3 separate regions of the Homo sapiens genome follow, and all the other regions are linked to region 3. The links are chromatin loops, found by intact Hi-C in ENCODE. Cell type or tissue: mammary epithelial cell. All regions are shown on one strand. Links, peaks and the distances in the headings refer to the core of each region. The heading gives the core; the rest is flanking DNA. Region 1 has its middle 98 kb from the start of MIR584. Region 2 holds the start of SH3TC2 (SH3 domain and tetratricopeptide repeats 2). Region 3 has its middle 86 kb from the start of ADRB2.

Region 1 (10,080 bases), core at 806-8,805, 52 kb before region 3:
AGAGGAAAGTAACAGGGCCATTGTGATGATGAATTGAGACAATGTGGGTAAAGCATTGGAAGCTGTGTCCCACCTGTAGGAGACAGTCCATAAACTATAGCTATTATTATTTAACCCCTCACATGGCAACTGGCTTCTAGTGGGTCTTAGTGTATGTTTGTTGATGAGCTCATGTTAGGATTGGCTGCCTTAGCGGGAGGGAGCTAGAGGAGTCCAGGCTGAAGATGAGCGTTGTTGAGCTATGATATTGATACTCCCATCTAACATCAGAATAGAGATGGAAATAAGCTCAGAGACAATGCTGTAGCTCTGCCCCCGTCAGGCCAGCTGATGTCCTTCAGGGCAGGGTGGCATTGACTTGCTAGACAGCAGCTGACTGACTTTCCATTGGCCCTCCCTTTTCTGCACAATTGATTTTGAACTTAGGATATGCCTCAGGCTAAGCAAACATGGCTTCAGACCCCAGATATTTGCAGCAGCCCTTTAATAGGGCCATAGTTGGAAATGTGAAGCAAGAGACTGTCCCCCTATTTGGCACGCATTTTTAGAGTTTTTGAGGTTTGGCATGAGCATCCAAGGAGGCTCCTCCTGACCTAGTGGAATATTAAGACAAAATATTAGGTCTCTGAGGCTGTGTTGCCTTTATTTTCTCTCCTGACCTAAGAGTGTGTGTGAAGCTAAACTGCCAGAACCCAACACTTCACTCAGTCTAATGAACCTGGAGGGGGACACTACTTAGGTTACTGGAATAGGGAATGTATTCCCTATTCCAATCAAAAAAGACCCCCTCCGTTGGGACTCAGAAAAAGACTTTCCTTCCCTTATGATATTGTAATAGGGAAGTGAATACATTCCCTATACCAATATCCTAAAGGAGGATATTGGAATCCTAAGGGAGGATGAGGGAAGGAGAGTCTTTTTCTGAGTCCCAGTGGAGGGAGCCTTTTTCTGAGCCAGGTTTGGTCCAATATATTTACTGTTGGACTCTCAGTGGCATGGGCCATCCACATGATGAATAAAATCTCTTAAAGTTCTCCAAGCAAATGGCCTCTGCATTCAGGGTAACTTAGGCGACATGATTACAAAGGGGAAGGAGTCTCAGTTAGTGGCAATTGCTTCAACAGGTGTGCTCTAGAGGGGATCTAGCTCCATGCAGGAGCATGAGTTGTAAATGAAGGCACTCATGTTTATGGAGGCCCTTTTTTTGTGTCCCAAAGTATGCTAAGGCCGTGGTGTGGAGCATTTCTGTCTGTCCTCTGAGCAACACTGTGGCAGGTGCAGGATAGTAGATCTCTGTTGTTTATGCTCCCAGGCAGCCATTCTCACCTCCCCACAGCCCCTGGCTTTCCTTTGGGAGCCTCACCCTTAGTGTTTATGGTTTTGTTGGCATGGTAAACCAAGATGTTTTCCCCTCCCATTATGATGCCTGAAACTTTCTTCAAACCTCCCTGGGGAGACAAGGGAAAAGATTGGAATCTTTTGCCCAGGACTTGGAATCCTGAACCTATGTGTGAGAGCTGATGAAATGCTCAGGATGAATTGATTACAGCCCTGGTTCGTGGGCCAGTTTGCTGCAACTTCTGCTGCCTGCTTTGAGTTTGTTTTACACCTTATCTTCCTTATTGCGAGTTGTCCCATGTCCTCTAGTAAATTTCCTTTTAGGTAGAGTCCTTGAGTGGTCTCAAGTTCAGGTCTATCTGACTCAAAGCTGGTGAACTTAACCATTATGCAATATTGGAGCCTCTCTGCTTTCTCCCGGGCCTGAGGTTCTAAGAGGCTCTGATTCTGAGAGTCTGAGAATGCACAGCTCTAAAATGATATGATTAATTACTTTTCTATTCTTTTAGAGCTGGTCAGTGTTCACAACTGCAAATCTCCTTCCCGAATGAGCTGTCACTGCCTGAACTGTCAGCTGAGGGTGTGCGAGGGCTTTTAGACTTTGAGCTCAGCTGACAGAACACAACTCTCCCTGCAGGCTCCGTATTGTTTGGCCACTGCTAGCCTAGTCTGCTCACTTGTCCATAAGACTCATTGGGACTTACCAACCCCTAGGAGGTATCTACAAACCACATGGGAGAAATATGAATTTGAACAATGAAGTGAAGAAAACAGGAGCTTGGGCACTGCTTTAAGAGGTTTTGCCCTGTTGGCAATCCTCTGGAGATGCCCCCAAGGGTCTATGCACTAAGCAAGTGATGAGCAGGCCCTCATGACACCTCTGAGAAATGCTTCATTGTCTAAATTCAGAAGGAAAGATTAGAAATTTCCCCCCATATCACCACTGGGAAAATGGAAACAGACATTCATACTTAAGCATATAAAAAGTAATACTTCCTTGATGTTATTCTTCTATTCAACAAAGTAGATAACTTAAATTGTGGGAACAGACACACCTAATGTGAGACTCAATAAGTTACTTTTCATTATAAACAAAAATTTAGCCCAATACTTTCCAAATTGCCCTATGCCAAAAATATTGCTTACCTCAAGTTTATCCTATGGGCTTCTTCAGTAAGGGAGCTTGCCTTGCTCCATCTGCTCCTGGTCACAGTGGCTAACACAGAAATTTTAATTTTTTAGTGGTGGAATAAGTTTTTCAAACAATAGTTTCATGCAGGACTATGGTATACAAAACAGATCCGATGGAGCTGTTCTGCTGAAGTCACCTCTGATATGCAGCATCCCCCTTAACCCTCCTACCTGGGTCCCTGAAAAACCTGAAAAAAATCACAAGACTTGAGGAGCCATTAGAAAACTGCTGGCTCAGCACCCAATTTGAACAGAATAGGATTCAGTGGACATGGGGTGAACATCATTTGTGGTAGGAAGTTTGCATTGTTTTTTTCTCTCTCTCTTTCTTTCTCTCATCCCTCCCTTTCTCCACCCCCAATATATAGCTGAGGGAATCAAAAGAGTGGTTTTCAGTGATCTTCAGAGATGAGGTGAGAGGGAATCTTTGCGACCCAAATAGGTGGCACCTAGGTTGATGTCTTCACTAGCAAGTTATGGATGTGGGTGTAGGGCCCTTGGTAAGATGAGCAGACATCAAACTAGCTCCTTAAAAAAGGGGAGGCCTTGCACAGGATGGGCTGGAGCCTGATGCTGGTGGTCTCGGTGGAGCTGAGGGTCTGAAGGTGGAGCATGTCCAGAGACATCAGAAAAGGCAGGTCAGTGCAACCTTTGAAGTGGAGGACCTAGGCAAATAGGGCAGAAGGCAGGAAGGTATAGAGCTGAACCAAGTGAGAGAGAAGCTCAAGGCAAATACTGAGGATGCTGTAGATTTACAGGAACTGGAGGGAGAGGCAAAGAAGTCAGTGAACAGGTGAGAACACAGGCTGAAATACAGCCAAGGACAGAATGTCCCAAGCTGAGCTGTCTGCAGCCCGGGGCCTTTCAGTGGCGCCTGGGCTTCCGCAGGGCAGCGTTGGACACAGCTTAAGGGCCTTTGTACCAGGAGGAAATCTGGTTGAGAGTCCTTCTGCTTTGTGTCTGTCCTGTTTGTCATGCTTCTGGGGTTTTTTGGATCTCTCTAAAGAATATACTCATTATTGGAAGATTTGAATTTATGCTTGGGGCTGGGGAAGCCAGAAACCAATCCATTTGATGTCTGTGTGGTTTCATGGCTTGTTAAGTCCCTTTCATATGATCTCATTGCTTCTCTGAAGTATGTCAGGAGGGTCCGTATGATGAATATTACATGGCATCTGATGTCACAGGGCACTGATTATGCCAACACTGCTTATAGAAAGCAGAAGACTAGTGAGGCAGGGAGAGAATTACGGTCCAGACTTGGAGTAGCTGTGCACGTGCAGCTCATTGCAGTCATGCATGCGAATGGTCTCCCACATGCCCGGCCACTGGGCAGGACGGCGGCAGTTATGCATTCCATTAGCAATAGGTCAGACTGGCGTTGGGCTAAGTTTCCTGGATCATGCCACTCAAATGTGTCATGTGTACTCCGTTGTCATAGCACATTGCTCAGGAAGGGTGATCTGGGCCAGAGGACACACACTGGCTGCCGCTAAACTGTGCTGGCCCCCAGATTTTTTTTTTCAATTAGGTCTGCACCAGGTTTAAAATTTTGAATGCGTGCCAATATTTAAAAATGAGAAGATGCCCTTAATATTTGCATTTCTGGTTTTCCTAAAATACTGGAGGGTCTTATTACATTGGTTTTTGCAACTGCCTCCTTTCCATGAGTCATATGTTCTCCACATGTCACAGTCCCCACCCAGCCTGCTTTACTTCTTTACCTCTCCAGCCCCATGGGCACTAGAGTTTGAGTCCCTTGGCTTAGGTTGTTGTCTTACGTAACTTGTCATGTAGAACCAGGGTTGGCAAACTGCTGTCCGTGGGCCAAATGTGGCCCTCCACCTGTTTCTATAAATAAAGTTTTATGGCCGGGCATGGTGGCTCATGCCTGTAATCCCAGCACTTTGGGAGGCCGAGGCGGGTGGATCACGAGGTCAGGAGTTCGAGACTAGCCTGACCATCATGGTGAAACCCCATCTCTACTAAAAATACAAAAATCAGGGAGCGGTTGAGAAGTGGGGTGACAAACAGGGGAAAGTGGGAAGGGAGCATGCCTGTAGTCCCAGCTACTCGGGAGGCTGAGGCAGGAGAATCGCTTGAACCCGGGAGATGGAGGTTGCAGTGAGCTGAGATCATGCCACTGCACTCCGGCCTGGGTGACAGAGTGAGACTCCTTCTCAAAAGTAAAAAGTGAAAAATTAAAAAAATAAAGTTTTACTGGAATGCAGCCACACTCATTTGTTGACACATTGTCATTGCCTATACTACCCAGAGTAGAGTAGTTGTGGCAGGGGCCATATTGCCTGAAAATTCTACAGTATTTATTATGTGGCCCTTTAGAGAAAATGTTTGCCGAGCTCAGATCTAGACTATGGGCAGAGGGCTGACTTTTCACTACAGAATGGCCCACAAGGTATTTTCTAAATAAAGGTTTTCTGCTTTCAGAGGAATCCTTTTTTTTTTTTTTTTGAGACAGAGTCTGGCTCTTTCGCCCAGGCCAGACTGCAGTGGCACTATCTCGGCTCACTGCAAGCTCTGCCTCCCGGGTTCACACCCTTCTCCTGCCTCAGCCTCCCAAGTAGCTGGGACTACAGGCGCCCGCCACAGCACCCAGCTAATTTTTTGTATTTTTAGTAGAGACGGGGTTTCACCGTGTTAGCCAGGATGGTCTCGATCTCCTGACCTTGTGATCCGCCCGCCTCGGCCTCCCAAAGTGCTGGGATTACAGGCGTGAGCCACTGCACCTGGCCAGAGGAATCCTATCACTGTTCTTAAACTAATTTCATTACTTTCCCTCCAGGCTTTATTTATAATCCACCAAAATGAGAGGGGAAGTTGGTGGTCTATTGTTTTCCAGGCCTGGGTTATTATGAGGCCATACAACGTCAGTTTTAGTGTCAGGGCAGTCGGTTTCCTTTTATTTTTCCCTTGCCTGCCATATCCATGGGGAAAGAACAGGACAACCTAGAATTATTGGCATCCTGCATTTCTATTTTTGTTTGTTTGAGACGGAGTCTTTCTCTGTCACCCAGGCTGGAGTGCAATGGTGCGATCTCGGCTCATTGCAACCTCCACCTCCCAGGTTCAAGCAATTCTCCTACCTCAGCCTCCCAAGTAACTGGGATTACAGGTGCATGCCGCCACGCCCAGCTAATTTTTGTGTATTTTAGTAGAGATGGGGCATCCTGCATTTCTATAGACTCTACCTCTAACCCACAGGGAGAAGCATTGCTATTGATATGATTATTTCTGAGAACAATGTCTTACATAGGTACAGTGGAAGTGGTTAACTCTTTCACAGTGTTCCTGCACTTTTCCCCACATTTCCTTCTCAAGACTATCTTGCAAGGCTTGCTGATTGCCTATTCAACTACTCTTCTTCCTCCCATCTTCTTTGCTGTGGAGCCCAGCTCTATATTGTGACAGAAATGCCAGGATATTGCTTTGCTAGCCTTCTACAGGGCCTGGAGGTGGTCACATGACCCTGTTCTGGCTAATGACAGAAAAAGGAAGTCTTCAGAGAGGCTTCTAGGAAATAGTTTCTCTTTCATAAGACAGCAATAGTGCAAGAGAGATTCCCTATTCCTTACTTTCTGTTTCTAGATGTAGCTTTGTGACATTTGGATGTGATACTTGGCTTTGTGGTAATGGGATGTGATATTTGGAGCTGTGGCAGCCATCTTGGGCCAGGATGGGAAATGACTTGTGGAAGACAGTCAAAGGGAGGGTGAGAGATAAGAAGATCCTGAGCTCCTGGGACATCCCTGAGCCTGGAACCATCTCCATTTGGACGATTCTCATTATACTAATGAGAAACTAATACTAATAAAAACTTTCTGTTAAAACCACTTAGGATCAGATATTCCGTTACTTTGCAGCCAAAAGCATCTTAATTCAAACAGTTGGGTACTATAACCTCTAGTTTACATAATTTTTAAACATTTAGCAAAAATGCATATAGTTCTTACTGTGTGTTAGGTACTGTCCTGAGGGCATTCTGTGTATTAACTCATTTAGTTTTCATAATGATACTATGAGACAGGTATTATTATGCCCATTTTACAGAAGAGGAAGCTAACGCCCAGTATGCTAAATACTGTATGAAGTCACACACCTGGTAAGAGACAGAGCTAGGGTTTCATCCTAGGTTGTCTGGCTTCAGAGGCTACAGGCTTAATTGTTATCCTGTGCTCCCTCTCTAGTAGATAGGAAATGGTTTGCCCCAGGTCACATGACACAGGTATTCTTCCAGCACCTGGTGCCACCCTTCACCTGGAGCAGACACTGGAACAGTCTGTAGACCCACCCATCCATCTCCTCACCAGTGTGCTCTCCACTGCTGTCTTTCTTCATCATCCTTAAGCTCGTTATAGTCCTGGATTTTAGTGGGTGCTAAAGCCAAGGACTAGATTTGAAGCCTCTTTTCTGCCCACCTGCTGCTCTTTCTTCCTCCCTCCTAGCTGCAGACATCAAACTGTTGCTGGCCAGGTAAGCACAGGAGGAGGATACAGGAGGGCAGGTCCCTTGTGCTGTGCATCCCACTGAGGGGATATTGTGTGGTGGCGGTGTGCACTGGGTTTGGAGTCAGATGAAGTTAAGTTCTGCAACTTCTAGCTGTGTTAACATAGGAAAATCCCTTCTCCTCTCTGAACCTCAGTGTCCTCTTCTGTACAATGGGATAATAATGACCTAACCAATAATGTTCTTTGAATGTTAGATGAGGCATACCATATAAAATGTTTAACGAAGAATCTGACACCCAGAAATCACCCAGTAAGTGAAAGATACTGTTACGAGTGGTATTACTTTTTCAATTCTCATTACCACTATGTTTGAAGTCGTTTGTGAGCTAAAATGTCTGGAGACCGCCTGCTCTGTATGAAGTGGAGGAAATCTTGGGGCATCTAGGAGGGAGGGAGAGGTGCTGATCTAGGAGTCAGAATAGCAGGATCTTAGCTCAGCTGTGAGATCTCAGTGGCTGTAAAGGGTGTGTGTTGCCTGAGATGATCCCCAAGTGCCTTTCCCAGCTGGAACAGACCACATTGTGATATGCACCAAACAGATGGCCTGCATTCTCTGTAGGAGCCTGCACAGCCCAGGTGCAGCTACCATCATTGAGGGCCCTGATTCGGTTGTTTCTCCAAAATTGGCCAAAGCTGCTAGCAGGTTTCTGTCCCATTAGCCACCAGCATGACCAGTGCCTGGTGTCTGGCATGAGGTGAATGGTTAATAAGCCTGAGTTGGATGAATGAATGAACTCCAGTATGTGAGGGAGTGGTGCCTGTGACCCCTAAAGGTGGAGCAGGTTTGGTTTCTTTTAGTATAAATATTTAGAATATGACCATGATTGCAGTTTTTGGCAAGAGTGAATCACTTACTCATGGTCATGGCCTTGAACCTAACCAAACCGCCAGCCAGCACCAGAATAAACTGCACAGAATCGCTGGCCTCAGCCAAAAGGAAATTGACTTTCTATTGACCCATGAGACAGGTCCGGTTTTTTTTTTTCTTTTAAATTTTTTACAAACAGTACAATGTCTAGTAAATCTGACCAAACCAGATACCTCTATTTATTTTTTTCTAAAACCTTGAACTGGAACAAAATTAGACCCCACATAATCCTTATTTATAATATTACTCAATGTGTGCAAATAGTAATGATGTTAACTAACATTCATAGGGCAATGCTATGTGTATTATCTCATGTATTCCTCAAACACACCTATGAAGTAGGTGCTATTTTAATTCCTATTTTACAAGCAAGGAAAAGTTGACAGCTAAATAACTTTTGCCAAGGTCACGCGGCCATTAGAAGGCAAAGTGAGCATTTTAATCATTTGAATCCAGGTCCACTTGATTCCCAAGCTGGTGCTCTCAGCTCTCTGGCTCTCCTGTGTTCTCAGCATCAGCGACAGCTGCAGTTTATTGGGCATACATTGTGAGGCAGTCACAGGGCTGAGCATTCTTCACACATGAGCTTGGTCAATCCCTCCACAGTACTATCAGGAGTGCACCATTGTTAGCTCCATTTTAGCGATGAGGAAACAGGGATTTCATGAGATTATTTAACCTGCCTGCCATCTGTGGATGGTGGTGTTAAGCGCTTCATGTAGAGTGATAGAGCTCAGCAAGCTCCAGGGCAACAAAGAATGGGGGACTTTTCCAGTGTCACACAGTGAATCAGTGGTTGAGCTGGAACAGAACTTCATTGAATACTTTTCATTCACTGCTAGGAGAATGTTGTAGTTAACAGTGGGAGGGGGACCTGCTATAAGGTCAATCTGGTGTGTCACTTGCTCTGGTGGCAGGAAAGAGTTTAGTGGATTAGAGCATATACTTTGGATCATACAGACCTGTGCTCAGGGCCACCATGGGAAAGAGCCTTCCTCTCCCTGAGCCTGTGTTTCTTCTTCTGTAGAATGGAACAATAACCATAGGCCTGCCTCTTGGGTTTGCTGGAGAAGAAAATGAGAGAACACACATTAAATGTCTGGCACAATGACTGCCATGCAGTTAATATGGAATAGCTGTTGTTGTTATGTTGTTAATTGAAATGATCCATGATCCAAAAGAGGCTTGGAAACACTGCACCATATGGAGAAGGCTTGAAATCCACTTCGCAATGACTGCCTTGTGATAGGAAGGAGATGTAAAGGCTGAAGAGTGTCTATAAGTGGTACGCAGGCACTTGGGACACACAAACACATACACACATACATGCTCCTGAAACCTGCACGCACATGTACTTGTGGCATATGTACACTCATACACACGTGCACACACATGTACACACAATATACTTGTACACACATGCTCACATACATGCACCTGCATATGCTCTCACATGGACATACACATATGGACAATATACTCGTGGCATCTATGTTTTCATACATGCATCTGCAACCCACACACACATGCACTTGTAACATACACATGCACAAACAACATACTTGTGGCATACAGATGCTCTTACACATGCACACACATGCATGGACACATGCGTCACACACAATACACTTGTAGCATACACATGCTCACATGCATATGCACACACATACATGCACACACATATACCTGTGCACACACACATTGCATCTGCACACACTCTCTCCCTTCCTTAGCCTGGTGAACACCTACACATCCTTTAGCTCTCAGGCCAAAGGTCACAGCTTTAGGGCAGCCACTTTGACTCAGGCCAGGACACTCAGGCTGAGCTATCTTGGCACCTAGCACCTCCACCTCTCATCCAAACTGTCCTCTCTCAGCCCATAGGTACTTCAGTCCCAGGCTCTGTTGCCATCACTCTAGGGAGCTTCAGGGTGCTCAGGGATCCTCCTCAGCTTGCATCTCATTGCATGTCATTGAATAATTGTAATAAGTTGCTTAATTCTACAATTCCTGCTAGAAGGCCACTTCTGTGAAAGGCAGGGATAAAGCTGACTCTTCTCCACAGATCAGAATCATTTGATGCAGACTGGCACATAGTATGTCTTCAATACCTAGATGCCATTGATTGAACAGAACCACCAGGATCTCATTTGCATG
Region 2 (10,080 bases), core at 1,303-9,302, 150 kb before region 3:
TGCCCCAACCTTGACACCAGTGAAACTTCTTTTGCAAAGATTATGACAGTGAGAGGAGTTTAATGTGACTGATTTCATCTTGCTTCTAGCCTCACAGGCTGGCTGTCTTTGCTCATCCCTAGGTGTAGGCCAAGCTAACCATGGGAGGAACTTAGTTTGTAGTCTAACTTTGAAGCAAGGATGATAACAGTCCCTCTCTAAAACGAATTCCCTTGTTGTTTGGGGGCTGAAACTGCCTTTGTAAGGCTAATGAAAAGCCATAAGATTAAGATTATGGGAGGGACCTGAATTCTGCTAAAATGTAGATATAGTTTCTATAATCCCTTATTGTTCAGGAGTCATGTGGTCAGAGGTCACAAGATTTGTGACTTCCCCAATTGCTTCTGTAGGTAACACCACTATTGTAGAACCTAAAATTGGTCTTTTGAGATGTCTTTCAGACTTTTACATTCTGGCAACTGACTGAGCCCACCCAGACTCATTACTCATGACTTCACCTGTCCTGTGTTTCCCATCTAGAAACAAACTCAGTGCATGAGGACTATTTTCCACATTCCTATGATTGCACCCCCAACCAATCAGCAGCACCCAACCCCTCCCTGCCTGCCCACCAAACTATCCTTGAAAAACCCTAAACTCTGAGTCTTCAGGGAGATTGACTGGAGTGATAACCCTGGTTGTTCTGCATGGCTGGCCTCACATTAATGAAAGGTTTTCTCTGCTGCAATACCAGTCTCAGTGAACTGGTTTTGTCTGTGCAGCAGGCAGAAAGAATCCATTAGGCAATTACAGTGGGATCAGCTGCCACTTATCTCCTGGCCAGTTCACTCATTTCTATCAGCTGCGTGGCTCTTGTAGCCATATGAGCTTGTAACCCCTGAACACCAAACAAATATTAAGGGAATAACAGGTATTCCATAATGATGGCAATGATGGTGATGGTGGTGAGTTGAAGGTGGGTTGGAGCTCCACTTTTTTTTTTTTTTTACCGTATACTCTTGAAGCTTTCTCAATCTAGCTTTTATCTCCACTGCTCCACCAAGATGTCCAGTGGTAAATTCTCTGTGCACATCTTACTTATTAGCAGCATTTGACATAGTTAATCACCTTCTGCTCTTGAAACACTTTCTTCACTTGAATTCTGTACCATCTTATGCTCTTGGTGCATATCGTCTCACTGGCCACTATTTCTCTATCGCTTTTGCTGGTTTCTACTCCTTTCTTATTCATATAAAAATTAATGTGCTTGTAGGGCTCATTCTTGATATATCCTCTGTATTCTATCCTCCACTTTCTGCCTTAAGAGATCTTGCTTGGTCTTCTAACTTTACATACCCTCTACACAGTGACAACTCCCAAATACTTACCTTCAGCTTTTAACTTCTCCATGAACTCCAGATTGCTTTGTCTACATTTGCTTGGATATACTAAAGGACTATTAAATATTACATATACAAAACCAAACTCCTGGTTTCAATTCACAAAGCTTCTTTTCTCCTAGCATTTAACATTTCAATAATTATTAAATTATTTCAGTTGTTCAGATAAAAAAAATCAGAACTACTCTAAAGTAGATTTTTTTTTTTCCTCTCATACATTCAATGTATCAACACATCCTCATGGGTCTCTGTGATGGTTAATTTCATGTGTTCTCTTGGCTAGGTTATGGTGGCCAGTTGTTTGACCAAAGAACAAAATAGATGTTGAAGGTATTTTTTTTTAAAGATAATTAACATTGACATCAGTAGACAGTGAACAAAGCAGATTACCCTCTCTAATGTGCATGGGTCTTCCCACTAGCTGACTGGGGGCCTTCCAATCAGTTGAAGGCCTTAAGACTGAAGACTGAAGTTTCCTGAAAAAGAAGAAATTCTTCTCAAGAATTCTTGACTGCAACATGGGAAACTTATATGAGTCTCTAGTCTGCTGCTCTGTGGAATTTTGACTAAAGACTGCAATAGCAACTCTTACTTGAGTCTCCAGACTGCTGGCCTGCCCTATGGATTTCAGATTTGCCAACCCTCACAGGAGCCAATTTGTTAATTTTTTTTTTTCTCAACTTTTATTGGTCCTGTTTCTCTGGAGTACCTTGACTAATACACCCTTATTTCAAAATGTGTCTAATACCTAAACCCTTTTCATCACCTCTACCAATAGCACTTTGGTTCAAGACATTATCATCTCTCTGCTGGATGTTACAATTGCTGCATATCTGGAGTTCCATCTATAGCCCATGAGCCAGGCTGACCCTTTAAAACCGTAAGTCATGCATGTTACTCTTCTCTTTAGTGTCCTCCATTGGCTCTTACCTCATTCAGAGTAAAAACTGGAGTCCTTAGATGACCTCTAAGGCCCTACACTGTTTGGTCTCCTGCTGCTTTCTCTGACTTCATCTCTGTGCCCTCACCTACCTCACTAGCCTTCAGCCACACTTCCTTTAACATGCTAAGCAAGTTCCTACTTCAGGGCCTTTGCTCCTGCTGGAAGTCTCTTTGCTCTAGTCAATTCATCAGGCTACCCAGGAGCAGAACAGCACAGTTTCTTGCATCTCAAGGGAAGCAATGACTTTATCCAGAATGGACTATTCATTTAAGACCTGCTGCAATGTGTGTGTTAGCCAACTGCCTAGGGTGTCATCTCTGACACATGGCCTGGGATCCTTTCAATAGTTGATTTTGATCATTTATAGTCTGATTGTTGTTGTACCTGTGTAAGAGTGGTTGGTGTGCAGACCAGCCAAGGAGCAATGATAAGTCTGCGCATCTGTCAGCGTGTGTAAGTTAGAGCATGGGGCTTCTTGTCACTGCCTGACTTTCAAGTACATCCCAGTTTTAAGTGGCTGTTTTCTAAAGAAACTCTTGTCCTTTCATTGTGGGCCCAAGAAAACATTTGAATTCATATTCAAAAACACTGTACTTCAGTAAGGGAAACACATGAGAAACGTATGGGAAGTAGATACTTTAAATAGACCTGCACAGAGAAAACATCCTCCCCGGTGGCAATGTGATCAGAGAGACCCCATCCCTCCTGCGCTCTACTCCCTGCCCCAGCTCTCATCTCCTGGGCTTTGTGTAAATGGTTAGCTGGCTCCAGAGGTTTCAGTCCTTCCTAGGCCTTTCTCATTGTGTGTCCTAGTAGTCATGGGAGAACCCACAATGTATCCCATGTATCAGAAACGTGATTCTTCTGGGCTGTGGAATCAACTAGACCTTGCTCAGTCTTGACTCTGACATTCATAAATGGTGGGAGAAGGGAGGGAGTTGGACAAGTTATACACTCCTCTTTATCCGTTTCCTCACTTACAAAGTAGAAATGATGCCTACATTATGGGGCTGTTATGGGATTTGAATAGAATAATGTACAGTGAGAGCCTGGCCCACAGTAAACATTCAGTAACTGTGTCTCAGGATGAGTCAGGATGGAGACGGGAGCAGTGCTTCAGAGACAGGCTCAAGACCCTGTCCTCTGGGGCTAGGCTGGTGTGTGAGGTGGATACTCCTGATCTCTGGTGGGACTGACCCCTAGGCCATTCTTCACCTGGTCACCCAAGTGCTCCTCTCAGAATATAAACTTGATCAGGCCACTGCCGTCCTAAAAATGCTGGTGATACTGACCTCAAGTTCAGCCTCCAAATAGCCTGCAACATAGGCCTGGCAGGACCTTCTCTTGGCTCACACCTCCTGTTCTTTGGGCCTCTCACCAGGGTCCTTTCACCACTTTGCTCTAGTCATGAAGGAAACATTGGGTGAGCAGTGCTCTTTGAGCTTGGTTGTTAGAGCAGTCATGCTTCCGTCCTACCTTGCTGGCATTCAGCCATATTTTCTCCATCTCCTTTGCAAGATCTCATGGGAGGTTTTCTGAAATTTAGCCACAGTGTCAACTGGATTCCCCTGCTCCACTGCCTATCTGAAACAGGAAAGAGGTTAGTCTTGTGGGACCAGTTTTGCTTGCATACCTGTAGACTTGCTGTATTTTTTCTTTTAGTTTTATTTTTAATTGACACATAATAATTCTACACATTTATGGGCTAGAATGTGATGTTTCAATATATCTATGTATTGTGTAATGAACAAATCAAGGTAATTATCATATCCATCATCTCAAACATCATTGTTTTTTTGTGGTGAGAACATTCAAAATCCTCTCTTCTATGTTGAAATATACAATACGTTATTAACTGTAGTCCCCCTACTGTGCAATAGAACACTAGAACTTACTCCTCCTATGTAACTCTAACCTTTTACCTATTGACCAACCTCTCCCCATCCTTTGATGTATTTGGTTCTCCATCCCCTCACCTGTAAAATGCTGGGCTTCATCAGGTGATCTCCTGGATTCTTTTCCTGCACACCAGCAGCTGGGGGTTTGCATGTTCCCCAGTGAGGAGCTGGCTCATTGATGCTGCTAGGTCCAAGTGAAATGCTGCACCCACAGCTCCAACTTTATCAGAGAGCCAAGGGAGGCCTTTGCAGAGAGAGACTGGGTGGAGATCACTGTAAAGGGGTGGCAGGCCAGTCAGTGTGGGCCAAGTCAGTCGGGGAGGGAGCAAGAAGAGCAGTCTTGATCTCTGGGATGTTCTCTGCCCTCCTCCCCAGCCCTGGCTGCCCTCACAAGAACCAAACTGTGTATCTCAATCCTAGAATGCGAGGAATGTGCTGCAGGCTGATAGGCATGAAGCGATCTGCTGAGAGGCAGGGAGGAGCCCTGTTCCCCAGGCCTGACAGTGCAGGAGCTGTGGGCCTGCAGGCTGGGCTGGGCTGCCCCTCCCACCCTCCCTGGGCCTCCTGCTGTAGCCGGGATATCAAAGGCTGCATTGTGCATTGAGCAGGCCTCGGTCCCTCGTGTGCCAGGGAGGAGGCGGGAGGAGGGACACCGTTGGGAGGCTGTCCCTTGCAGCACTCTTCTGGCCTGTGTTCCCAAGGGCCTCGGCCAGGGTAGGATGGTACACACATGGGTGGCTGCTTCTGCATCCCCAGGGAGCGGAGTCTGACCCGGGGCCCAGGTGAGTTTCCCAGGGGGCCCTTGGCCTGTGGCTTGGCCAAAGTGGATGGTCCAGTAGAGGCTCAGGGACCTGCTGGGTTGGAGAAACTTTTCTCCCAAAGATGGGGAGATGATTGTGCTTTCTGGCTGCCTCTCCTTCCTCCCTGGGTAAGTGTTTGTCATGCTGGCTCTGTAAAAAGGGAGCAAAGCCTGGAAGCATCTATTTTTTCCTGAAGAAAGAGCCTTTGAGTTTACTCTGTCAGGAGCTGAGCAGCACTGCTCCTGGCTGCCACTCCCAGGGTGTGACTAAGCCCTTCCTTCCTTTCTTCCCGAGATCCCCCCAGGACAGGAAGAAAGTTCAGGCAGTGAGTTCCTCTGTGGCCTATGGGTGGCCATAAACTTGGCCTTAGTCATTCAAGCCTATTTTTGTCAGGGTTGCTGTTACTGGAGAAAAACAGGCAGTTTCCTGCCTCCACCTATTACAGAGTGATTTGTGTGTGAGTGCATGTGTGAGTGTGTGCATCAAGTTGAGGCAATGGAGAGTTGTTGCTCTAAGAAATTGTCAACTCATGGGAGAGTGACTTAGGGTGACCAGCCATTATGGTTTGCCTGGGACTGAGGAATTTGCTGGGATATGTCAGTTCCAGGCCAACCAGGCTGGTTGGTCTCCCTGAAGCAACCTTCTTGCTTTTTTTCAGAGGAGAATCAAGGTAGGGCCCTGTGTTCTCTTGTGTGGTGTTTATCAGGATGAGTGGTGGCTTTGGGGAAATGTGGGGTTAGATTGGTGGGGGGAGGCTTGCTTGGGAGATAGGGGAACATTGCTCCAAGGAATCATTCCTAACCCTTGTTAGAACTCTGTGTCTTCCTGGAGCTCCACCATGGTTCCTGAGAGAAGGAGCTAAGGAGCATCCCCTAGCTGAGGGCTTTCTACTCTCTGACAGACAACTTTCTTCTTTAGTCTTATGACTTGGGCTTGTAGAAGGCACTTGAGGTCATTAAAGTGAACCCAAAACAACCATATTCTGCTTCCTCTGCTTGAAGTCTTGATCTAGGCACCTTGGCACCTACAGCAGGGAGTGTCCCCCCAAATGATGCCCTTGGCACAAAAGGCACGACTTTAGCTATGAACAATTTCGCTTCTCCAGATTTCTCAGATGTAAACACTTTTCAGTCCCTCCCCCTAAGTCCTATTGTCATTGTGCCCCATGAGAGTAGAAACAGCATGGAGGGAGACGTGCAGGACCACTGGTCGGAGATCGGGGTTCTAGATCTGACTTCCTCTAGCTCTAGTTATGCAGTTGTCATCTTGGCTACTCACTTGGTCTTTGAGGCCAAAGTGTCTGGATTTTATCTTGGTTCTTTTACTTGCCTCGACAACTTATTTAACTTCTCTGTGTTTCAGTTTCCTTATCTGTAGCTTTTATGACATGATTATGTCTTCTTCATAGAGCTGTGGTGGAGATTAAGTCTACATGTGAAATGGTGAAACAGTCTGGTGCACAGTTAGTTGAGCACAATAAAATTCACCATTGTTAATTCCATTTTGATGACCCCAGTATAACTCGCGCTCTCCCTGGGCCTCCATTTAATCATATATACAATTTTAGGGTTGTAAACTGCTGTGTAGAGGTGCCTCAGAGAGCTCTGCTCATGTTCCCTCATTCCTACCTAGAGCGGCTCTGCTTCTAGTTGACATCGTCCTTCAGCCAAAGATTTCCTGTAGAACAGAGTTACGCAGCTGAAAACAAACAAACAAACAAACAAAATATTGAAAAAGGTCAAAATCATAATAACACTATCATTCAATTACTTTATTCTTTCACCTTCTTTTTGCCATTGATTACTGGCTGGCACCCCGCATTCACCTTTTCACCAAGAGTTAGCCTGCTATGTATCTCCCTCGAGACTTTTCATGCCATTCCCCCATATTATTCCCTGTATGTGTCAGGGCCTTTCCCTAGCGAGGTTGATATTGGTGTTGTAGGTCCAAGTCCAGTCGATCTGGATATTCCCATTCCAGATTCCCCTATTTATCCTAGAGAAAAGGAACAAAGTATGAGACCCATCCTGGAGCAACTTAATAGTTGTGTGACCTTGGGCAAGTCCCTCATGTTTTTTGAACCTCAGTTTTCCTGGCTGTAAACTGTATCTAATGGTGGTACTTATCCCATGGAACTTTTGTGAGGATTAAATTTAATAATTCCTCTCATGGACTTAGCACAAGGTCTGGCTTTTGATAACCCTTCAGTAACTACAGGCTGTTTTATCGTTAGTTAATATGGGCCACTCCTACATCACTTCCTCCTAATTCCTTACTGGTCTGGAGAAGTCTGTACTTATGTTTCCTGGGGTGCTTCTGCCTTGTGTCTGTTTAAGTGAGAGTTAACAGCAGACACCAAAACAGTGAGTCCTCAGGGCTAATGGACACAGGAAAGGAGAAGGCTCTTGATAGCACTGAGCACTGGACAGCTGCCAGACTAGTTTGTGTGGAGTGACACAATAATGAACGTTGACTCTGACTACTCCAGGCACCTGCATTCTTACATGTGGACTCTGCCTGCAGCATCTGTTCCCTGGGATGGCTCTCAACTGCTCACAGAACTCCCCTAATCAGGGGGGACTGCACATGGTGAGAGGATAGGTTCTGATCAGTTGCTATCATCTCTGACTTCCCCACCCTATCTATGAGTTGTTTCTTGCCATTGCTTAATAAGCTACAGTTGCTCACTTTGGATCACAGAGAAAGCCATGTCAAAGTTTGTTGATCAAAAAACTTCTAGCACTTCACCCTTATTTTCAATGCCTGTTTGAAGAAATTTGGCAGATTTATGCCCTTAAATAGAAGATGTGGAAGAGATACATTCGCCTCTGTTGATCACTGGTGCTTGTAACTTTCCTTTCAACCTTTTTGATAAATGTGAATCATCAGTATAATAACAGGAGATCAAGGGTGAATGCTGATAATAGTAAATGATGCTTCACTTTTGAATTTTAAATGACTTGTAAAGCATTTAAAACTACTGATAATAGAGGATATTAGAATAGTTAGCCCACCATCTAGCTGTAACAAATTTTTGCATTATGCCATGTTATCTTCAGAACTTTACCTTTTTCTTTCTCTTACTTTTTGAAGAAATAAAACATCATAAACATACTTAGGGGCCCCTGGATATCTCTTTCCAATCTCATTCTCCTTCTCTCTCCATGTAGTTAATAACTTTCATGAATTCAATGGTTATGTGCTTTCACTACATATTCATGAACTCACAATCATTCCAAAGAATTGTTTTGCAGACTTTAAAACTTAAACAAAATGATATCATGATGCAACTTTTTTTTTTTTTTTGCTAAACATTATCATCTAAGATATATTCATGTGGGTAGATGTAGCTGTACTTCTAACATGCTATTCGTCCCAACAAGGAGAAAGTGGGTTTACATCATAAAAACTGCTGATGGTAGGTCTGTTAGGTCAAAAAAGAAAAGAAAATGTGGGTACAGGAAAAAAAAAACATGCAGATAAATGTTTACTGTTTAGTCTTCTTTTTAAAGTTGAGCATGGTGGTGGGTGGGTAGGAGCAAAGAGAGGCTGAGAGAGGAGAAATGAAGGTGAATTCTCATTTTCGGCAAGTTGTTGTGAGATGTTTCCCTGATCAGAGGCCCGAGACTTTAGAGTTCTGAGGTCAGGTTAATGTAGAGAAAATGGCAAGGTCCCTACCCATTCCTACCCATTGATTTGGATGGCCTCTGGCGCTTTTGTTAATTTGCTGTGTGATCTCAGTAAAATCATGACTCCTCTCTGGGCCTTTAGTTTCTCAACAGTAAAATTGGGAGTGGAGCTAGGTGATCTTTTAAATCCCTTCCTTCATTCATTTTCTGCAATTCTTGCCTCTTCCCCATGTTTATCCCTCATATTCAATATGTCAAGATGCCTTCTCTTTTCTTGTTTAAAAATATAGCCTCATTCACTCTATGCCCTCACTTCTCATTGCCAGGGCCACAGCCCACATTCTTACACTCACCTCCCTGGATTTTCACAGCACCTCTTCAGCTGGTCTCTCTGCCTATTGTGCTTTTCTCTCCTTATCCTTCCCAGGTTACCCAAGTAGAATTTTCACTTTTGTTATGCCATTGCCATGCTCAAGAATATTTCACACCTCACCATCGCTTACTGTATCCATTCTAAACACCCCTGCCTGCCTTAAAGTGCTCTGCCATCTTGAACCTACCATACTTATCCATTTTAGTCCCACAACTACCCACCTCCCCAGCATGCGCAGGCTGGCTTCTAGCATCCCATGTATGTACAAAGCTCATTCCCACCCCATCCTGCTTTCCTCCCACTTACATACATCTGCTAAGAACACAAAAAGCAAGCCATCAACTGGGGAGTAATATCCAGAACAAGTATATTAAAAAAAAAAAAGCTCTTTCAACTCAATAATGATAAGATAAATAACCCAATAACAATTGCAAAATGTTGGAATGGACACTTCCATATAAAAAGTATGTAGATGACTAATAAGCATGTGAAAAAGTGATTAACATCGTAAGTCATTAGGGAAATGCACATTGAAACAATCAGATAAAATGGCCTACCTACTTAGAATGGCCCAAATTAAAAAGACTGATAACATCAAGTGTTAGTGAGGATGTGGAGCAACTAGAACTCTCACACATTGCTGGTGGGAATACAAAATGTTACAGCCTCTTTGGAAAACAGTTTGGCAGTTTACAAATAAATCTCAGTGTTTTTCTGAATTGAGGGTTAGTAACTTTTTCTGATCAATAATAATAAAAATAAAACTAGCTTATATCAAAAGCAATTTATTGATTAATAACTGAAAATCTAGGTTTTTTTCTTCAGATATTGCTAAATCAAGGTGTTCAGATGATGTTATCAGAAAGCTATCTTTCCTAAGCTCTGTTTTTATGGGTTGGACTCAATGTCAGGTGGGCTTTCTCCTTGTGGTGGGTGCCACAGCTCCAGGCTGTCATATTCATAGCTTCTAGTCCAGTGAAAAGAAATCACTAAGTGTGCTGATGAGGGTCCTAGAACTAATTCTCATTGGCTTAACTTTGATCATGTGGCCATGGCAC
Region 3 (10,080 bases), core at 882-8,881:
TCTTTTCTGAAATAGCAAACCACTTTCTTCCCTGAGCACACAGATACAGATGCACATTCACCCCTTCTTGCTTCTGTCCAAAGTTTTTCCTCCTGAAACGATCACTTCCTACTTACGTTTCTGCCTAAGTTTTGTGTAGACCCATCTCTGGTTTCCCAGACTAGTCTTCCTTGATGGCTTCTTATAACAGCAGGGCGAGGTATAGACCATATTGCTGTCAGCGTTTAAAAAGTGATAAAAACTGAAGCTTAGAAGATTAAGGAACTTGTTCGGCTTGCCTAGCTAGTTAAATGACGGAGCCGGGATTTGCTCTCAGGCCTGATTTTCTGTAGAATCTATGAACTTAAATAACCACCATGTTACATTGTTCCTTTGGCCCTGGTCCTCAAAGGACCTTGCACACAAACCTACAACCACAGCTACCCAATGGAATGGTGGTAACTGATTAACAAGTCAGTTCCCTCTACTAGACTGGGAAATCCCTGAGGGTAGCCCCTTTGTCTTTTCTTTCCACATACCCTATATTTAGTACAAATCCTATTCTGGGTGCTGATATGGATTTGAATGAATGAACCTATGTTTGTGGAATGAAGAATGCCAGCACTCCCCGAACCAGATTCAGAGACAAATTTCATCACTCAGCAACACACGATGAGCTTAAAGTGTAGTCCCTGCTAGTTTGTGAAAATAAAAAAAACCCTCTCTTCCAGTGCCCTAATTCACTCAATTATAAGAGACTTTTAAAATTGGCAGGGAGTAGAACATAATGGTTTAAAAAACACAGGCTGTGAAGTTGGAAGGCATAGGTTCTGATCCCAGAGTAGCAGCTCTGCTACTTACTAGGCAAGTTATTCAAGTTCCATAATCCTTAATTCCCTCTCCAGTAATTTGGAGCTAATAACAATTACCTGCTCACAGAGTTATCCTGAGGATTTAATAAGGTAGCCAAGATGAAGCACTTAGCCCAGTGCCTGGCATACAGGAGGCACTCAATAAATGTTAGTTGCGTTATGGTGCTTAGGATCAGTAACAGCCACTTTCAGTCTTGGTTGAAAGTCAATTTAGATCAGACATTCATTTCTCCTACACCTCTCCAAGCTTTGAACAGGATGACTTTTTAGTTTAAATTGCATAAAAAGCTCACTTTCTTGACCTTATTTGTAACACAAACATTTACTGAGTGATTTCTGTGTATCTAACTCTTTCCTGGTAGTACCTCGTTGGTCCTTTACCATCGCGGAGAGTCTACAGTAGGAAGAATAAGCATGCTCAGGTTAGAGTTTGGGGAGGACAAAATTTTCCTGCTGTTTGTAGTTTAGAACATTGCATAATCTTCTGAAAAGCACACCTTTCTTTTTCTTTTTAAACTTCAAGGATTTGTTTTAAAACATTTTCTCACAAAAGTCTGAAGTTTTCGTACCTTGATTCATGAAGGGGGACGGGTAGTAGCTTCTGGAGCCTGATTCATGGAGGTGCCTGTGCTATTCTTTGTCTTTGAGACAAAAAGTTTTCCTATACCAGCAGCTCCTGAAGGTGACTTTAGGAAACAGCACGTGTTTTGTTATTCTGTGCTCAGTTTTGACCCACATCCAAGTATTAATTTTTTGGATGGGAGGGGTGGTGGCTGTTGTTTGTGTCTAAGTGGGTCTTTCCAAGGACTATATATTAGGGTAAGACTCCACTCCTGGCAACCAAAACAAAAAACTTCTCTGACTCCAATTCAAATCTCAACAGAAGCAAATGACTCAGTTCAAGCAAACTTTATAGATTATTCAATTCTGGAACTATATGTTCTCGGATAACCATACCCAACATTGAAATTAAACTACTCTCTAAAGAAGGAAATTCCTTAGTAACGTCACTCAGCTCCAAAACTTGGGACTGTCTTTCCTTGCATCTAACTTACATGTCTCCAATCACAAATTAAGCTGTTCATTCTCCAGCTGACATATCTGGGCAGGAGATCCAGCTTCAGATGCTGGGAGGCGTGAAGAGGAGAAAAGGTCACTTCTGGTTTTGGTGTGTGTGTGTTTGATGTAGGTGTGGTTTCGTGTTATGTAAGCATCTGGCTCTAGGCACTAGGATACCTGCACTGTCAGGGGACAGGGACTTCTGGGTGCCAGGTGCTCCTAGAAGCTCAGTCACTAAGGGGCTGCTTGGTGCCTCTTCTCTCTCCTCACTGTCCTGGAGCTCTGGCTTCTTTGTCACATGTTCTGTTATCTGAACTTCTCAGGCTACCACTTTAGGATCAAAGGAGATTGTGGGCCAAAGGAACAAAACTCTCACTTTTCGAGCCCACAGTGTGACCTCGGACAAGTCCCTTCCTCTTCCTGGGCCTTAGTTCCTGCAGCTGAGAGGTATGGAGTTTCGTCAAAACATGTCTGAGCCTCTGCCCAGCACTGACAATCTGGGGCTCCAGAATCTGTCGTCCAGCCAGGCCAGTGACCTAGGTGGGAAGGGCAGTGAGAACGTAGCCACTGTTTGGAATTCACAGGCTTGTTTGGTGGGACAACTCCTAATAGATTTGATTGGGGATCAGAGCAACCTATTTCTCCGAACCTCTGGTGAGAACTGATTCAGGCCTGCCACTCCTCGGTCAGGGCTGCAGAGGCATGTAAAATGCACTTGTCAGAGAGCATTGGCTCAGAAGCCTGACACTTCCACCATCTGAATACCAAACAAGACAAAAATTGCACAAGAGATGGGGCCCAGATGATCCGCTGATCAAATCAGTATTTCAACTCTGGTGTCCTCAGGATTTCTTATGTGAGGGAACACCCTCCTCTGCCATTTCAAAAGACTTAATACATTTTTATCCCTGAGTGATTTTGTCCTCAAGAGGACCTATGGGAGGGACCATGTGGATTTTGAAAGCTTAGTGCTGAACTAATTCTGTGCCCTAATGATTATGAAAGCCTGTGTAAATAGGGAGGCAGTGGCAGGGAGCCTGGGGCTGGAAGTCAGGAGGCTTGAATTCCAGTTCTGGCTTTGCCACTCTCTGGCTGTGCAGCTTTAAGAAAATTGCTTCACCTCTCTGGGCCTCAGTGTTCTCATACAGCAGCATCTCTCTACGGTCTCTAAGACAGAAACCTCTCATCTTGGTGGTAGAATGGGGCCAGATATACCTCTGTGTGTGTGTGTGTGTGTGTGTGTGTGTGTGTGTGTGTGTGTGTTAGCCCAATTCTCCCCTTGTGTGGAGACATAGCTCTTATGGAGGTTACATTCCTTCCCCAAGTTCCTCTTCTTTGAAGGCCTTTGGGACGCATCCAAGAGAGTAGGTGAACTCATGGATGCTTAAGGATTGGAAGGGGCTTTGAGGATAATTACCCAGCTATTGCAAGAATGCCTCTCACCCCAATTATCTGGTGGGAGGTGCTTGGCATGTTTGAGAACCAGCATTCCATGAAAGTTAAGAGCCCCAGCTCTGGAGTTATTCAGTCTTTGTTTTATATCCCAGCCTTGCCAGTCATTTCAGTTCGTCATTCAGCAAGTATTTATCAAGTGCCTATTTCCTGCCAAGCACTTAGATAAGCTATTTTGCATATATTATCACACTTAGTCCTCACAACCCTATGAAACAGGTAGAGGTTTTATCTCCATGTCACAGATGAGGAAACTGAAACTCAGAGAGGTGATGTGACTTATTGCTAGCAAGAGGCAAACCTGAGGTTTGAATCCAGGTCTATTGACACCAGCGCTATAGCTCTCAGCCACTATGCTGTACTGTCTCCAAGACCTTATCTTCTTAATGTAAACATCTATGATGTAGACATTATTGTATCTATTTTAAAACTAGATACTGACGGTCAGAATTTAAGTAGCATCATTTGGTCAAAGTCAATGAAAGCAGGGCCAGGACTCAGCTGGGGGCTACTCAACCCCCACGTCGGTGTCTCTGACTGCTGTGTGCAATGCCTCTACCTCAGCCTTTTGGAAAAACCTCCGTGCATTTGCCAGTCTACGTTACAGACTAAGCAGCATGCCTGCTTCTGAAGGAAGGACATGGACCATGCAATGGGAAGAGCCCTGAAGTCTGCATGATGCCAACATCTCAGCTGCTGGTCCTGTCTGCTCCTTACCAGGCACAAGGCCTGAGGCATTTCCAGCCTCTGCGCTTTACCAGCCTTGCTTTCCTCACAAGGATATTTATTGTACCAGTCAATTGAGGGCCTAGCTATGAAAGGACTTTATAAATTAGAAGGTGATGAAAGTGAAATTATTATTGTTGTAGTCCCACTTCTCTGTTTTTCTCCATCAAACTGGACAATAAATTGCATGTTGCCTTCGGGAATCTTGAAATGCATCATCTAGTAGCCTGAGCCCCATGATCCCAGGATGAAGCAGCATGAGGCAGGCTATCCTCTCTCACAGCCGGCACTCCTGCCTGACTCATTCAGGGATGCCACATTCCGGGATGTGAGGCATTACAATGGCTGCCACTGTGACGTGTAGTCATCCCAGAAAGGCTGGGATGTAACATTCCTGAACAGATTCAGGCATGAGAAGAGAGAGGAGAGAAAATTTGTAAACAGGCAGCCTGGGGCTTAGGAGAGGCAGGAGAAGTTGCTCATTTTCTGTGCTCTTGTTTTGAAAGTCTTTGGAGGTGTAGCTGTCCGTCCATCAGGCTGATCTTATCATCCTTCGGGAAGCATGCATCTCCAGATGCGTGGGACTCCTCACACCAGGGCCTTGCACTCTCGGACCACCGGTTCCAGGAGGGCTGGGTCAGAAATCATTTGCTCACTTCACTACTCACTCCTCTAAGGAGTGAGAGGATAGGAAAACCAGAGGTGCCATCTGCAGGTGGATGGAGGAGCTCCAGGTGATTTGTCCCTGAGTTTTTCCAGTTAAGCATTTGCTCTCTCCCCTCTCACCCTGTTGTGCTAAGGGTGGCACAGAAAAAGAATTTTATTTATTTTGGGTCTTTGTTTGTACCTGTTTGCAGCCCAAGGAAAAGAGAGAGGCAAACTCTCTGGTTCAGGCTTCGGTGAGAGCCTTCTTTTACTCAAAGAGACTGTGGAGGCTGCCAGAGAGCAAGTCAAGGAGTTGGGAGGTGCAGCCTGCCTTGAGCAGGGCAGCAGGGACTTGTGGGATGAGCTATGGCTCCGTTAGGACCCTCCTCACCTGGAAACAGGACTGTGGGAGACATTGCCATCCCTCCTATCTAACAATTCGATGTTAGAAAACTCCCTGCTTTGGGTAGTACCAAGAAATTAGTTGTAATTATGGAAATGAAGAAGGTGGCACTGAAAGAAAGCACCACCAGGGGAAAGGGCCCTGCAGGTGGAGGTGGAGACCTGGGCTCCAGGTGTAGCCTTGCCACAGGCTCTGTGTGAATGTGAGCCCTCTCTGGGGCTGTATTTATGAAAAAGGGGGTTGGGCAATGATCTCTAAGGTCCCTTCCAACTAGGCCAGTTTATGCAAGACTTTCCTTGATTTCAGTACTGAAAGTTTTGTGTCCAGAAATCCTTGCTTCCAATAGAAAGCTTCCCTTTCTGGTTGTTCTAGTAACTTCCCTCTGGGATCTCAATCCCTTTTCTCTCTGTATTGCAGAAGCCTTTTCTCTGGATTAGGAAATCATTGTGATAACTCCTGCTAAATGGTGGTGGGTAGGGGTGATACTCAAAACATGAACATCCTCTACGGTAAGGGCACAAACCCATCAGAATGAACCAGGCCATAAACCCCAGACCATTCTTGGAGTGCTGTCCACTCCCCGTCCCCGGGGTGGGCAACCCCACATTGAAACTGGGCTTCTATCTCCAGGTCTATGACAATTCCACCTGTTTCTATTCCACCTCTTCAGTCAGTGATGTGAAGTCATGTCAATCACTTCAGCGCCAGTGGAACTGAAGGATTTTCCAGCTTCTCTTTTACTGCTTGCTCTCAGATTAAAGGTGGTGACTTCCCCTTCACTGGTCAGTTCCAGCCTCAGTCCAGTTTCCTAAGGTTTTTTAGGGTGAGACTGCTCTGAGTGATGCTGTCCAAATCCAGACAATAGTGTCTTTGCGGATGGGCTTCACGTCTCTGGGATTCAAGTCTGTTTGTGCCCCACCATCCTTGGTGTGCTGCCAGATGAGTCTTTCCAAAACAGTGTTTTGTCAGCCTCCTGTACCTGTTCTGAAATCTTTCTAAGCACATTTCCTCAGCCCTCTCACCCACTGTGGACAAACAGGACCACATATTCATAATCATGACCCACTTGTCTTTGGCTTCTGCCTCTGTTTGCTTACATGGGATCTTGGTCTCTTCCAATTGTGTTTTTATTCAGAGAGCAGCTGCTAAACTGTCTGGAATGACAGAAGTTCAGTTTCAAATAATAGTTAACATACGTGTATCACAGGGTGGAGAAAAGCAGAGTCCGTGTGACCTCTGGCTCCCATTCACCTCCACACCAGCTGAGCCCATTTCACATGACCTTTCTGCCTGTGTTTGTCTGTCCTTCAATGTGCTCCATCCTCACTTGTTTATGTTGCTTCCTGAGCACAGTGACTTGCATCAGGCACTGTGCTAAAGGTTGGTGAAATGCAAGCTGGATCCAACCCCTATGGTGAACCTGCATTGTGGGAGGGCAGATGGACATATAAGCAGCTGCTTCGTGATGGGACATGTGTGCTGTAATACATTTGAGTGTCATGGCCACATACAGCGGGGCCTGGCTCCTTCTGCAGTGATATCAAGGCTGGGCCTGGGTGAGGAGGAGTCATAGTTAGAGAATGGGTGGGAGGAAGCTCGCATGCCAGGCACGGGGAAATGGCATGCACAAAGGCACCCCTCTGTTTGTCTCCCTTTGTCTTCCACTGTGGGTGGTGCTGTGGGCGGCAGTGGGTCAGGGATTGCTGGGCAGGAGGCCAAGGCAGGCAGAGTCAGCCCTCAGGAACCACCAGGTCAGGGAGCACTGGCACGCCCAAGAACCCACTTCCTATTTCCCAGAGCAGATGGAGGCCATAGACTCAAGTTTTTCTCCCCATTTTCCCCCTCATTCCTCAGAATACCTGCTCCTTCCTGTGTCACAGGCCAGCTCTGACTTGGTCTCCATCCCCCAGGCCCCTGACAAGTCACCAGTCATTGTTGACCCTTCCTTTCCTCATCTTCTGCCTTCCATTTCCTCCTTTCCACAGCTTCTACTATGGTTCAAATCCCGGTCACCCATCTCCCACCTGGTTGGTTGCATCAACCTCCTCATCAGTCTCCAGGATTCAAGTCTGTTTGTGCCCCACCAGCCTTGGTGTGTGCTGCCAGATGAGTCTTTCCAAAACAGCGTTTTGTCAGCCTCCTGTACCTGTTCTGAAATATTTGTAAGCACATTTCCTCAGCCCTCACCACGCACTGTGGACAAACAGGACCGCATATTCATAATCATGACCCACTTGTCTCTGACTTCTGCCTCTGTTTGCTTACATGGGACCTTGGTCTCTTCCAGAGTGCACCCCAAGTAGTTCCAGGAACCCCCAGGGCAGTGTTGCTGAAAGTGGCTCTGTGCACCAGCGCCAATCTGTGCACGTTGCTATGATCTGCGATGACATTAGCACATACATGGAGAATAAGTTGAACTTTCATTTCTGTGACCTCTAGCAGATGGGATTTTTTTTTTTTTTTTTTTTAGTTTTACAAAACAAATAAACAAACAAGCAACAGAAACAAAAGACACCTGGCCCTTCACAGATCATTTGAGCCCTGCCCTAGGGTGTGTCATACCCAATCAAGTCTGGCTCCTCCATGCACTCCTGCCTCACCTCCCTGCTATCCACTGGCAGCTCCTGGAGCTGTTTTTTCAGGAAATCAGTCCCTACTGCCTCTCTTCCTGGAGCACAGCTATCCAGAGTGTTCATGTGAGAAACAGTTTGCTTTAAAAATACTGCTGCAATTCAGAATATCCACTTTTGACATTAAATTAGGACTCATATTTAAAATCACTATTTACCTTCTTTCTTTAAAGCATTTTTTTCTTGGTTTAGTTTGGTAATTTTTCAAAATAACTTTAAAAGTCAACTTTATTAAAATGTAAATTACATACAAGAAAATGCACTTATTTTCACCGTACAGTGAAGAGTTTTGACCAAGGTATACATTTGTTAGATCACCACCCCAATTAAGATATAGAACAATTCTATCATTCTAGAAAGTTCCCTTGTGCCCCTCTGCAGTCAGTCCCACTCCTCCTGCAGCCACAGGCAACCACTGACCTGCTTTCTGTTTCTACAGATGGGTTTGGCTGTTTCTAGGATCTATAAATGGGATCATCCAGGATGTACTCTGACATCCATAAAATTTTTGAGATTCATCTACAATGCTATATGTATTAGTAGTTCAATCCTTTTAATTGCTGAGAAGCATTCCATTGCGTGTACCATATGACAATTTGTTTATGCATTCTCTTGCTGATAGACATCTGGGTTGTTTCCAGTTTTTGGCTACTTGAATAAAGTTCTCTGAACATTCATGTACAACTCTTTGTTTGGACAAATGTTTTCATTTCCTTTGGGCAAATACCTAGTAGTAGAATTGCTGGGTCATGTGGTGGAGATTATGTTTAACTTTGTAAGATGCCAAAGTTAGTCCACAGGCTACGTCGCTTTTGATGAGAATCGCATGATTTACTTATTCATTTATTTTTAGAGACAGGGTCTCGCTCTGTCGCCCAGGCTGGAGTGCAGTGACACGATCATAGCTTACTGCAGCCTTGACCTCCTGGGCTCAAGGGATCAGCCTCCGGAATAGCTAGGATTATAGTAGCACACCACTATGCCTGGCTAATTTTAAAAGTTTTTGTAGAGGTCTCGCTATGTTGCCCAGGTCTGTCTTGAGCTCCTGATCTCAAGTGATCCTCCTGCCTATGCCTCCCAAAGTGCTGGCGTTACAGGTATGAGCCACTGTGCCCGGCTAAGGAATCACGTGATTTCTAATTGGAGCCCAGTTCCAGCTGCTCTGGAGAGGCAGCTGTCCTCAGCTTCATGGAGTTACCAATTTGTGTTATACACAGCATTGTCTACCTTAGTGTCATGACACAAATGATGCTATGATTTTTTGTCAGTTGTGTTGTAAGTGAATGTGAAAATATTTGAAAGTACAGATATTTGTGAAAATTTTACCTTAAAAATGTATATGTAAAATGGGTTCAAGGCTATCTTTTTAATACATACCTTCTAATTCATTTACATTATAATAGGCTTATTTTATTTATTGCTACAACTTGTAAGAAGTGACTATATTAGTTAGCATCCAGCTTTAGATGCGTTTAACAAAGACCTAGAAGAACAGTGGCTTAAACAGAGAGAAGTCTACCTCTCTGCCATGTGAAACTCTTCATGTAGACAGTTCACGGCTGGTATGGAGCCTCCACAGGCATCCAGGATCCAGGTTTCTTCCAATTCTCTATCATCCTCAGGTGTGTCCCCTCATGTCACCATCCTGAGTGGAAACCCAACCATCAGATCCATAATCCAGATAGCAGGGAGAAGATGGAGGGGAATAAAGGATACGCCCCCTCCCTTAAGGACACAATCCAGAACCTGACTTTTCTACTTCTGCTTACAACATCCCATTGGGCAGAACTTAGTCACATGGCTGAGCCTAGCTACAGGGAATCCTGGGAAATGTAGCCGTGTTTCAACTTGAAATTTGGCAGCCATATTACAGGGGAAGAATGAAAGAGTAGATATTGGGGGACAGGAAGCAATTTCTGCCATATTTGCCATTTTTAAAGTGTTATAAATAGTTATTCATAAACTATTGCGGTTTCTTACACCCCCTACCCCACAGCATTTTGGTGGGTAATAATAAAAAGTGTAATTGTAATAATAAAAGTAGTAAAACTTGTGGATAAGCCAGTAGGAGTGTGCTGTGCCTGGGAACAATGTCTTGTACGTGACATTAGAAAACATGTAGAGAACTTGTCTCATCTCTTTACCCTGACATTCAAGTTTTCTACAATGGGGCCACAGCCTACTTTTCCAAATATTTAATTCTTCACTTCTGTGCTTGAGAGCTCTATTTTAGCAAAGGATAGTTAAAGAAAACGTAACTTTCTTCCCTCCCTGTCATTTGTCATGTTGTTCCTGTCACTTAGAAGCTTTCCTT

What was found. A loop is a pair of places that touch in the nucleus more often than their neighbours do. Peaks named below come from ENCODE experiments on the same cell type or tissue, not always from the same donor. Only the 100,000 strongest peaks of a DNase experiment are listed, where the experiment ranks them.
Region 1: a loop joins it to region 3, with 4 times the contacts of the local background. A loop is called at or near these places in 18 of 110 quality-filtered maps.
Region 2: a loop joins it to region 3, with 3 times the contacts of the local background. A loop is called at or near these places in 2 of 110 quality-filtered maps.

The regions. Positions count from the first base shown.
Region 1 is chr5:148,959,824-148,969,903 of GRCh38, reverse strand. No RefSeq gene overlaps it. Among named protein-coding and RNA genes, the nearest start is that of MIR584, 98 kb to the left of the region's middle. In mammary epithelial cell, for the core only: no CTCF peak of the experiment used is centred there; a DNase peak (open chromatin) is centred at 3,903; H3K27ac peaks cover 2,580 bases.
Region 2 is chr5:149,057,893-149,067,972 of GRCh38, reverse strand. SH3TC2 (SH3 domain and tetratricopeptide repeats 2) reads left to right here and starts at 4,911. Exons shown (of 17, transcript NM_024577.4): 1 at 4,911-5,002. The coding sequence starts at 4,951. It overlaps MIR584 (microRNA 584), which reads left to right and starts at 5,564; the gene lies at 5,564-5,660. SH3TC2-DT (SH3TC2 divergent transcript) reads right to left here and starts at 4,656. Exons shown (of 3, transcript NR_122044.1): 1 at 4,299-4,656; 2 at 3,615-3,723. RefSeq lists a silencer at 4,653-4,947. In mammary epithelial cell, for the core only: no CTCF peak of the experiment used is centred there; DNase peaks (open chromatin) are centred at 4,702, 5,352 and 7,442; H3K4me3 peaks cover 434 bases; H3K27ac peaks cover 3,774 bases.
Region 3 is chr5:148,907,590-148,917,669 of GRCh38, reverse strand. No RefSeq gene overlaps it. Among named protein-coding and RNA genes, the nearest start is that of ADRB2, 86 kb to the right of the region's middle. RefSeq lists an enhancer at 6,333-7,532. In mammary epithelial cell, for the core only: CTCF peaks have their summits at 4,790 (motif pointing left) and 5,258 (motif pointing right); DNase peaks (open chromatin) are centred at 3,509, 4,439 and 6,809; H3K27ac peaks cover 6,669 bases.